3 separate regions of the Homo sapiens genome follow, and regions 1 and 2 are each linked to region 3. A link is a contact called in ENCODE Hi-C or POLR2A ChIA-PET data. All regions are on one chromosome and are shown on one strand. The core of a region is the stretch at or near the end of the contact, and the rest is flanking DNA. Distances in the headings are between cores, read along the strand shown. Region 1 holds the start of IL7R (interleukin 7 receptor). Region 2 overlaps CAPSL (calcyphosine like). Region 3 holds the start of RAD1 (RAD1 checkpoint DNA exonuclease).

What was found. A loop is a pair of places that touch in the nucleus more often than their neighbours do. ChIA-PET counts read pairs that join two places held with the same protein, here RNA polymerase II (POLR2A). Pooled maps may share reads with other maps.
Region 1: a pooled map shows a loop between it and region 3 (6-fold over the local background). The contact joins the promoter of IL7R here to the promoter of RAD1 in region 3. A Hi-C loop is called at or near these places in 2 of 168 maps with a recorded cell type or tissue (both naive thymus-derived CD4-positive, alpha-beta T cell) and 12 of 50 pooled maps. POLR2A ChIA-PET finds 5 or more read pairs at or near these places in 6 of 52 experiments (CD4-positive, alpha-beta T cell, CD4-positive, alpha-beta memory T cell, OCI-LY7 and 3 more).
Region 2: a loop to region 3 is called in a map of OCI-LY7, with 7 times the contacts of the local background. The contact joins the enhancer-like site here to the promoter of RAD1 in region 3. A Hi-C loop is called at or near these places in 1 of 168 maps with a recorded cell type or tissue (OCI-LY7), 1 of 37 single-sample maps with no recorded cell type and 7 of 50 pooled maps. POLR2A ChIA-PET finds 5 or more read pairs at or near these places in 1 of 52 experiments (activated naive CD4-positive, alpha-beta T cell).

Annotation. Positions count from the first base shown.
Region 1 is chr5:35,855,447-35,858,146 of GRCh38, reverse strand. It overlaps IL7R (interleukin 7 receptor), which reads right to left and starts at 1,256. Exons shown (of 8, transcript NM_002185.5): 1 at 1,088-1,256. The coding sequence starts at 1,169.
Region 2 is chr5:35,903,460-35,906,173 of GRCh38, reverse strand. CAPSL (calcyphosine like) reads left to right here. Exons shown (of 5, transcript NM_001042625.2): 5 at 1,528-1,886. The coding sequence ends at 1,629. Among named protein-coding and RNA genes, the nearest start is that of CAPSL, 34 kb to the left of the region's middle. RefSeq lists an enhancer at 1,480-1,579. Within about 2 kb of position 1,318, at least 2 of the 41 ENCODE cell types and tissues checked have a DNase peak (open chromatin) inside an H3K27ac peak, as active enhancers do; they include OCI-LY7, where a contact is called at or near this core.
Region 3 is chr5:34,914,174-34,916,921 of GRCh38, reverse strand. It overlaps RAD1 (RAD1 checkpoint DNA exonuclease), which reads left to right and starts at 1,418. Exons shown (of 6, transcript NM_002853.4): 1 at 1,418-1,506; 2 at 1,961-2,227. The coding sequence starts at 2,030. It overlaps BRIX1 (biogenesis of ribosomes BRX1), which reads right to left and starts at 1,211. Exons shown (of 10, transcript NM_018321.4): 1 at 1,025-1,211. The coding sequence starts at 1,183. It also overlaps a transcript of TTC23L not described here. RefSeq lists enhancers at 623-1,228, 803-1,702, 1,723-1,782, 1,229-1,834.

The DNA of each region.
Region 1 (2,700 bases), core at 7-2,506, 940 kb before region 3:
GTATAGATGACATGAAAGAGAGTAAGATTTATGTTTCCTGCCTCCCATCAGTCTTTGTGGAAATCCAAGGCAAAGTTTAGCATAGAATAATAATCATCCCCCATAAAGTGAGTCATATACTGTAAAAAATGTCAAACTCTCTGACAATTCCCTTAATGAGAAAATTCTAGGGATTTCCATCCTTCGTAATTACATGACTCAAAATGCATAAGCTGAGTCATTAGGCTGATGTGTTTGATATTGTCTATAGCCAAATAGTTTTTAACTCTTAAAGAGAAAGGGCTTAATTTGCAGGAGCAAGTTGATGGTCTAAATTCCCACATGCCTCCTGCTGCTGTTAGAAGCTTCTGCCTAGTTTTGTTATAATTACAATGTGTTTATGTATGGGCAGGGTTGGCTTCTCGGTACTAAGTTTTTTAGATCCCAAAAAGAATTATTACATATGGCCAATTTGTTGGTGTGGAGGCAATTCAGTGTATTTCAATGAGTAAACTCATTTAGATCTTTCTCTAGTCAGTTATTTACTTAAAATCTCACATAAATCTCTCAAAACTAAAGTATTTTGAAAACACTTTCAAAAGTTATTGGATGTCTACTATATTCTAGCCACTGATTTAGGTGCTGAGGATATAGCACTGGTCACTGAAGACAAAGCTATTGCTTCTGTACATTACCTTATCCTGAAAGTTATGCTTTCAGGATTTCTTAAAAAGTCAAACAAAATGAATCCAGTTTGATCTCCTGACAAGGTAAAATTACTTTGGACATTTTCCTACAAGTACAGTCATAGCATCTACATGAGCATTCTTTTTGTAAGAGCAGAGTAATCATTCAACATTTAAGATCTACACTTGGGAGTGAAATGCATTCCTTCTTGAGAATACTGAGGTCTTATAAACCACCCATAGTATTGATCCCCTGCCCCCTGTCATGGTGGTTAAACATTAAAAAAAATGACTGAATATGTGGGAAATTCTCAAACTGCATTCAAACCCAGTGCCTGACTCAGGTCTGTTAGGGAACTGAATAACCTGAAACCATGCTACAGATAATCCAAAATCCATAAGAAAACTTAGAAATGACTCACCATTTTGAGCATAGCCACTTTCTCCAGAAACGACTTGAAGTAAAGAAAAAACCATGCCAAAAGTTGTACCTAGAATTGTCATTCTGAGAGAGATAGAGAGAGAGAGTAGATGTGTGAGCCAGTGTGTATGAAATGAATGAGAGTAAGAGGAAGGGAGGGAGGGAGGAAGACAGAGAAGCTTAGATCTAGGGCTTTATACTTATCTAACCACAGACAAGGGAAGTATAAACACAGCAAAAAAGAAGGCAAGTTCCAGAAACAGGAAGTCTGAGTAAAAGTATTGCTGCTGTAAGCAGAGGTCAAGGACATGAAGAGACAGAGCCTCTGAAATTATTGTTCCTCCTGGATATTCCCTGCAGCCCCCACACTTACTGTGCTTACATCAGAGTAAGGCAGTAGATTCACACCTAGGCTCAAGCTATCTTAGGCTAGAGGCTACTTTATTTTTTTAATTTTTATTTTTTTGAGACAGAGTCTTGCTTTGTTGCCCAGGCTGGAGTACAATAGCATGATCTCGGCTCACTGCAATTTCCACCTCCCAGGTTCAAGCAATTCTCCTGCCTCAGCCTCCTGAGTAGCTAGGACTACAGGCAAATGCCACTATGCCAGCCTAATTTTTGTGTTTTCAGTGGAGACGGGGTTTCGCCATGTTGGCCAGGCTTGTCTCGAACTCCTGACCTCAAGTGATCTGCCTGCCTCAGCCTCCCAAAGTGCTAGGACTACAGGCATGAGCCACCGCTCCTGACTAAGGGCCCACTTTAAAAGAATCTGAAGACAAAAATTCAAACTTACAAAGTGAATCAATTGGTTGTTTGGAGTGAGTTTTGATTTAAAGAAACAGTCTGCACTATGTGAAGTACTTTATTGTGGGTTTATTTTAAATAGCTTACCTCCAACTTCCAAGTTTCACAAGAATAGCAGTTTTTCTCTTTTGTTCTCTGTGTATCCCTGGTATTTACTCATATCTTACACACCACAGTAGGCATTCAAGAATTATTTGTTTAGGGCAGGGGCTGGCAAACTATGACCTAGGGAACAATTTTTTAAAAAATTATTCATTTATTTTTTCTTTTTCAAAAGATCTTTTTTTTTCCCAAGTAAGCCTTGGGACCAAATTTAATCTACCACCTGTTTTTGCAAATAACGTTTCATTGGAATACAGCCTCACCCATTTGTGTATCATCTACAGCTGCTTTTATGCAACAATGGCAGAGCTAAGTAGATGAGATAGAGATTGTATTGTACAAAAGGTGTAAAATCTTTACTATCTGACCCTTTGTAGAAAAAGTCTGCTGACCTCTTGTTTAAAGGATAAAGTAGGTACTTTCTTAGTGTATTTAAAACAGGATTCTATTTGTGAAAATTTGATTGCCACACAACTTTTCAGGTACACATAGTACATATGAACTAAATTAGTGCCTAGGTATATGGGGCAGAAATCTGAGACCATGGCATAGAAAATTCAGACTCCCCCAAACCTGAATGCCAGTCAAAAGCCTTCCTAATATGGCCTCATGGTTAAAGTGGTGATATTTGTAAAGCCTGACTGCTTCTTGGTAACTGTTAGATTTTTTTTTCTTTTTCTTGAAAAAAATAATCTAACCTGGATTCAG
Region 2 (2,714 bases), core at 69-2,568, 990 kb before region 3:
TAAAAAATAATTAGCTGTAAAAAATGTTCCTCAAACTGTCATGGTAAAGTGCACCGTCAAAATGGCTCAGGGTCTCGTGGGTAACTCTTTTAGTTTACTTGCTATTTGCTGTAAAATGATCCACTTACTTTGTTGGAGTATTTCACCAGCCTGCAACTTTTTGAGGACTGAGACTTTATCTTAATTATCTTTGATATTCCCAGTTAAATTACTGTAGTGTGCACAACAATTAACTGGGATGTTTAGATTTTTAAGAAGTAAATTCCACAACCACCTGCTTCAGAGATTCTGATTTAGCAGGTGTGGGGTACAGCCTGTGGGCCTAGGCTTATGACAGACACCCCAGGTTGTCCTGATGCAGGTGGTGTGGACCCACACTGATAAACATTTCCCTGGAACCTCACACAACATGAGAAAGATAGAAAGAGGGCAATAATGATGTGTGAAACTTAATGTAATCCCTTAATGAGGGAATTGAAAAGCAGAGGCTGAGGAATCCAAAGGAGGAGAGGAATAAAGAAGTTCAACAAAGGGGGATGCTAATGGTATCCTAATTTTGACAGAGGCTCTATGCATGTATTGTAGATGTGTATTTACAGTTCAACTATGAGCTGAGTTCAAATGCCTTTCTTTCTACTGCCCTTCCTTATGTTTTTAGTGGGAAGGGGTGGTATGAAAGACAACTGTGGATCCAGTGACTTTTCTTTTCTGGTCACTTATAATTTCAATAGGACCAGTGGGTCAGTCATCTCTTATGATTCTTGGAAGGCATAGGTATGTCCCCAACCGATCATGTCAACCAACATGATTAAATTAGAGTGTACATATTATCTAGACCTGTTAAAAATAAGACTAATAACTGTCTTTTCTCCTTCCCCAAAGGAAAGTAATATAAAATCCCCACACAGATAAACACATTAGTCAATATTTCAAAGAGATGGTCATGGGTGTAGAGTGGAGAGAAGCCAGGATGGGTGGGAGGCATGAAGCAGGGGTAAGCTTTTTATTCACCCTGGGCCTTGAATGAGTTATTTATGTGTTAGAAAAGCATGCAACCCGGGAGCGTTTAACTAGAAATCTGTTTCTTCACCCACAGGAGAGAACTCCATTTTTGGAAAGGGAAAACATCACTTACCCTGACACAAGGACATGACATGTTGTTTCTGACGTGTCACAGAAAGACAGAAATAACTACAGTTGCAGAGCACTTCCTTCTTACTCTGAGTTTCAGTCTCCCTTACCTGAACCGACGGGCTCCCACCCTTAGACAAAAGATGACAACCTATGCGTCACTTTCCATTTAGGTTGGCTTAGAAACTTTCAAGACTTTCTTTCTCTCTTCCTAGGTGCTGTTCTCACACCATCCTCAGCTTCACTTGTTCTTTTGTTTTAGATCAGTTCCTCAGCCATGATCACATACACAAAGAAATCCTCTATTTCCCTTCTATTTACAGGTGCACAAGGTGGGCGCCCATTGACAGAGTGAGAAGCAAAGTTTCGTTTTTGTTTCTAACTTTTCCACTGCAGGTGACCCCTGAGGAGTTCATGAACTACTATGCAGGTGTGAGCGCATCCATTGACACTGATGTGTACTTCATCATCATGATGAGAACCGCCTGGAAGCTTTAAGCACATGACCTGGGGACCAGGCCCTGGGACAGCCATGTGGCTCCAAATGACTAAATGTCAGCTCAAAAACCAGAATCGTATTTGATTTCACACTCATCCTAATGTTTTTTTCTGTGTCAAAATATTGCATTTTCTGGGGCCAAAAAACAGGCAGAAATAAAAGACATTGAGTAGCCAACTGTGAGTTTGCCTTGCCTAAGACTGTTTCCTTTGTTCTAAAATAGGACTTAAATAAAATGAGCTCTGTAAAGCTCCTAGTGCTGTGCTGATACATGCAGGTGTCTAATCAACTTTAGGTTTTATCCCTTGGCCATTAATGAAAGCTTGAGTATTTTAATTAAAACCCTCACCCATGCACCCATAGTTTTTCTTCACCTCCTTTTAGATGATCCTTTTCTAGGTGAGATGATAATATATCTCTTTTTATGACTGATTGTAAGTCTTTAAGTGTTTCAGTCTCATTTGGGGACCAGAAGAAGACCACGTGTTAGCCTCAATTTCTACAAGCAAATCTTGAGTTTCACTGCTTAGGGTTTAGGGAAGCCGCAGTTTGACAAATAGATTCAAAATGATTTATTTAATAGTCATTTTAAAGACTGGTGTGAGTGAGGAGGCTATTTCTTTGAGCAGTAGATCCACGCCTGTTCATGGTACTCCTGTGGCTGAAGTTTTGAAACTGGGCTGGGCGCTCAGATTTTATCTGGGACATCTTGCGCTGTGTGTGGGCAGGCTATTCCAGAAAGCCTTCACCTGGTGGAATGTTTATCTCTCCCCTCTCTGCTTTCTGCCAATTGTGTTGAAATTCCCACCAGCAAGGGCTGGGTGCAGTGGCTCACGCCTGCAATCCCAGTACTTTGGGAGGCTGAGGTGGGTGGATCACCTGAGGTCAGGAGTTCAAGGCCAGCCTGTCCAACATGGTGAAAACCCTGTCTCTACTAAAAATAAAAAAATTAGCTGGGCATGGTGGCACATGCCTGTAATCTCAGCTACTCCAGAGGCTGAGACATGAGAATTGCTTGAACCCGGGAGGCAGAGGCTGCAATGAGCTCAGATCATGCCACTGCACTGCACTCCAGCCTAGAGCA
Region 3 (2,748 bases), core at 169-2,668:
GTGTACAAGTCCAGCTTATTTTTCATAAAAAGTAAATATTCCCTCCCCCTGCCCCCCAATCTGCAGGTCAGAAAAGAGCACAGAATGTTGCTGTTAATAACGGGGCTAGAATTTACACTTATCTTTCATTCCACAGAGCTCACTTCTTTCTTAGAGCTTGCCATCACACCACACGGGGTCATTTACTTATCACCTACTCCGCGCTAGAGTACTATGCTAAGTGCGGAGGACGCAAAAATTAATGTCAAAGATAATCCTTGTTCACAGTATTCTGTCTAGCTTAAGAAGAGTTCTTAGTTGAATGAAAGCTAATTCTAACAACTTGTGTGCACTTCTTTTGAATAAAAACCATCAACTTATTTGAATTCTTAAGTTTCCTCCTAAACTCCAACATTTCAGGAGGAAGAGGTCACATTCTAGTCATCTTTGCAATCTCAAACCCAAAGGAAGCCTAACTTGGTACAGTGCATGGCACATTCAATGTCTGTTGAATACAAGTAAAGCTCATACTACCTAGTCTATTTTTCAGTATCTCTTGAGTTAATGACCTGGTTAACAAGTCAGAGTCACAGTCCCAAGGGCAACAACTTTTTAAAGGCTCCCCTAACGTACTTCAGGATCCCTGACTGAGAGTGGCTGACTATGGCAGTATATGGGCATACTAATCACTGGAGAAATAATAGCGAGAAATAACCAAGGAAAAGCACTACTCTCCAAAAACATTAAAAAAAAAAAACAACTGAACAACTAGTAAGAAAGAACGCTGGATCTGAGCACCCTGTAAGTCGCTTCCCCGTGGGCCGGGTAAAGGTTTTAAAACCCGCCGCCTCCAGGAAGACGGCCACGTGCACAAGGATTAGCTGCAAACTCCGTGCCCAGTCTGGCCGGGAGAATTGCTAAAACCGACCTACCGTTAACACCCGGGCTACTCTGAAATTAAGCAAGGCTGTAGTCAAGTAAGTAACCCAAGAAAAGGCGCACAGAGCCGCCGCCGCAGGTGTAGCCCGGGGACATCCCCTCCTACCTTGCAAACGGGGCCTGGGATCCGGTCCCTCTCTTCTTCCTCCACCTCCTCTGCTGTGGCGTGCCGCTTAGCTGGCGGCTCCGCATCTATTTCGTTTCTTTTTGGCTTCTTCGCCTGAACTGCAAAGCCTCCACGCCGTTTCCTCTTGGTTGCCGCCATCTTGCCTCGCCGCCCGCGCTCTTGGCCTCCTTTCCGGCGCTGCCGCTCGCTCCTATTTCCGATCTCTATGGTTCGGCGGCTCTAAGCGCTCAGCTCCGCGGTCGTCCTCCAGGTCTGTGCCGCCTCCTTCCGGTCTCGGTGGCGCGGCACGCGCGGCTCTCTAGGCCTCCTTCAGCTCTGTGGTGACGGTGGCCGAGGTGGAGGGCCGGTCTGAAGAGTGGCGGGACTGGCTTCACTTCCTCCGCGGTTCCTCGGAGCCGCCTCGCTCCTCTTCAGGGACTTTGCTGAGAAGGGCTCTCGGGCGTCCAGACCCCACCGCAAAGGTAGGGTTTCCGCACTCGGGGACCCCGAGACTAGTAAGCGATGCTGTCCCGCGGGCGGGCTGGTGAATGGGGTTGTCTGGGACTCTTGGAGGATTATCTGGACACTCCGGGCCCGCCCCGCCATCGCCTGTTTTGTTGGAGGCGGGGCTGGTGGCGCGGGCTGCACAAAACCGACTCCCCGCGGATTTGTAGCTCCTGTTTGGCCGGGAGATACCGTGTCAGTTGCGTGTCTTCATTCTTCACAACTTTTCACGTTATTGTCCTCTTACGGAGACGAGGAAACCGTAGCTTAGATAATTTTCCTCCAGAATTACAAAGATAGTTAAGTGACATAGGTGGGGTTCGGCCTGGTCAGCCGTGTTCAGCCTCCCAGCCCCTTTCCACCTCTCAGCGCAGGTGGAGCTCGCCGGACCTCGCCAGCACTGATGGGAGTTTTACTGTCTAATCCCTTCAGGTGTTTGGCGATCCGCCGAGAAGTTGTTGGCCCCAGGAGCATCCCTCGGGGCCGAATGCGCAGTGGACGATGCCCCTTCTGACCCAACAGATCCAAGACGAGGATGATCAGTACAGCCTTGTGGCCAGCCTTGACAACGTTAGGAATCTCTCCACTATCTTGAAAGCTATTCATTTCCGAGAACATGCCACGTGTTTCGCAACTAAAAATGGTATCAAAGTAACAGTGGAAAATGCAAAGTGTGTGCAAGCAAATGCTTTTATTCAGGTATGGAAGTAGGCGCCTTTAAGCCTGTGCCATAGATACTCTAAATGTAATTTAATGAAATCGGAAGGTTTCAGTAGACAAAATAACTTAATAGTCATAATAACTTGTCAATAGTCATAATAAATAACTTAATAAATAAATAATAGTCTTAAGTTAGAGAACAAAACGTCATTACTTGAATTTTTTTTCTCTCCCGGTAACAAATTCTTTTCCCATCTTGTTTTACAGAGATAATGGTTAGTAATGACTAAAGTTTATTAAACTAGGCTATTGGCTAGGCTACAGTCTTCTTATTGTTTAACTTATTTAATCTTAACAATAGTCCTGTAAGGTAGGTTCTGTTATTATTCCCGTTTTATATATGTGGAAACGAGGCACAATTTTAAGTGATTTGCCAACAGTCCCACAGCTGGTAAGTGGCTGAATTGGGATAAGAACGCTGAATATTTGTTTCCAGAATATATGCTCTTTTTTCCACTGCGATATGCTATTACTAAAGAGTATTTTTTTCCTTTACTGGT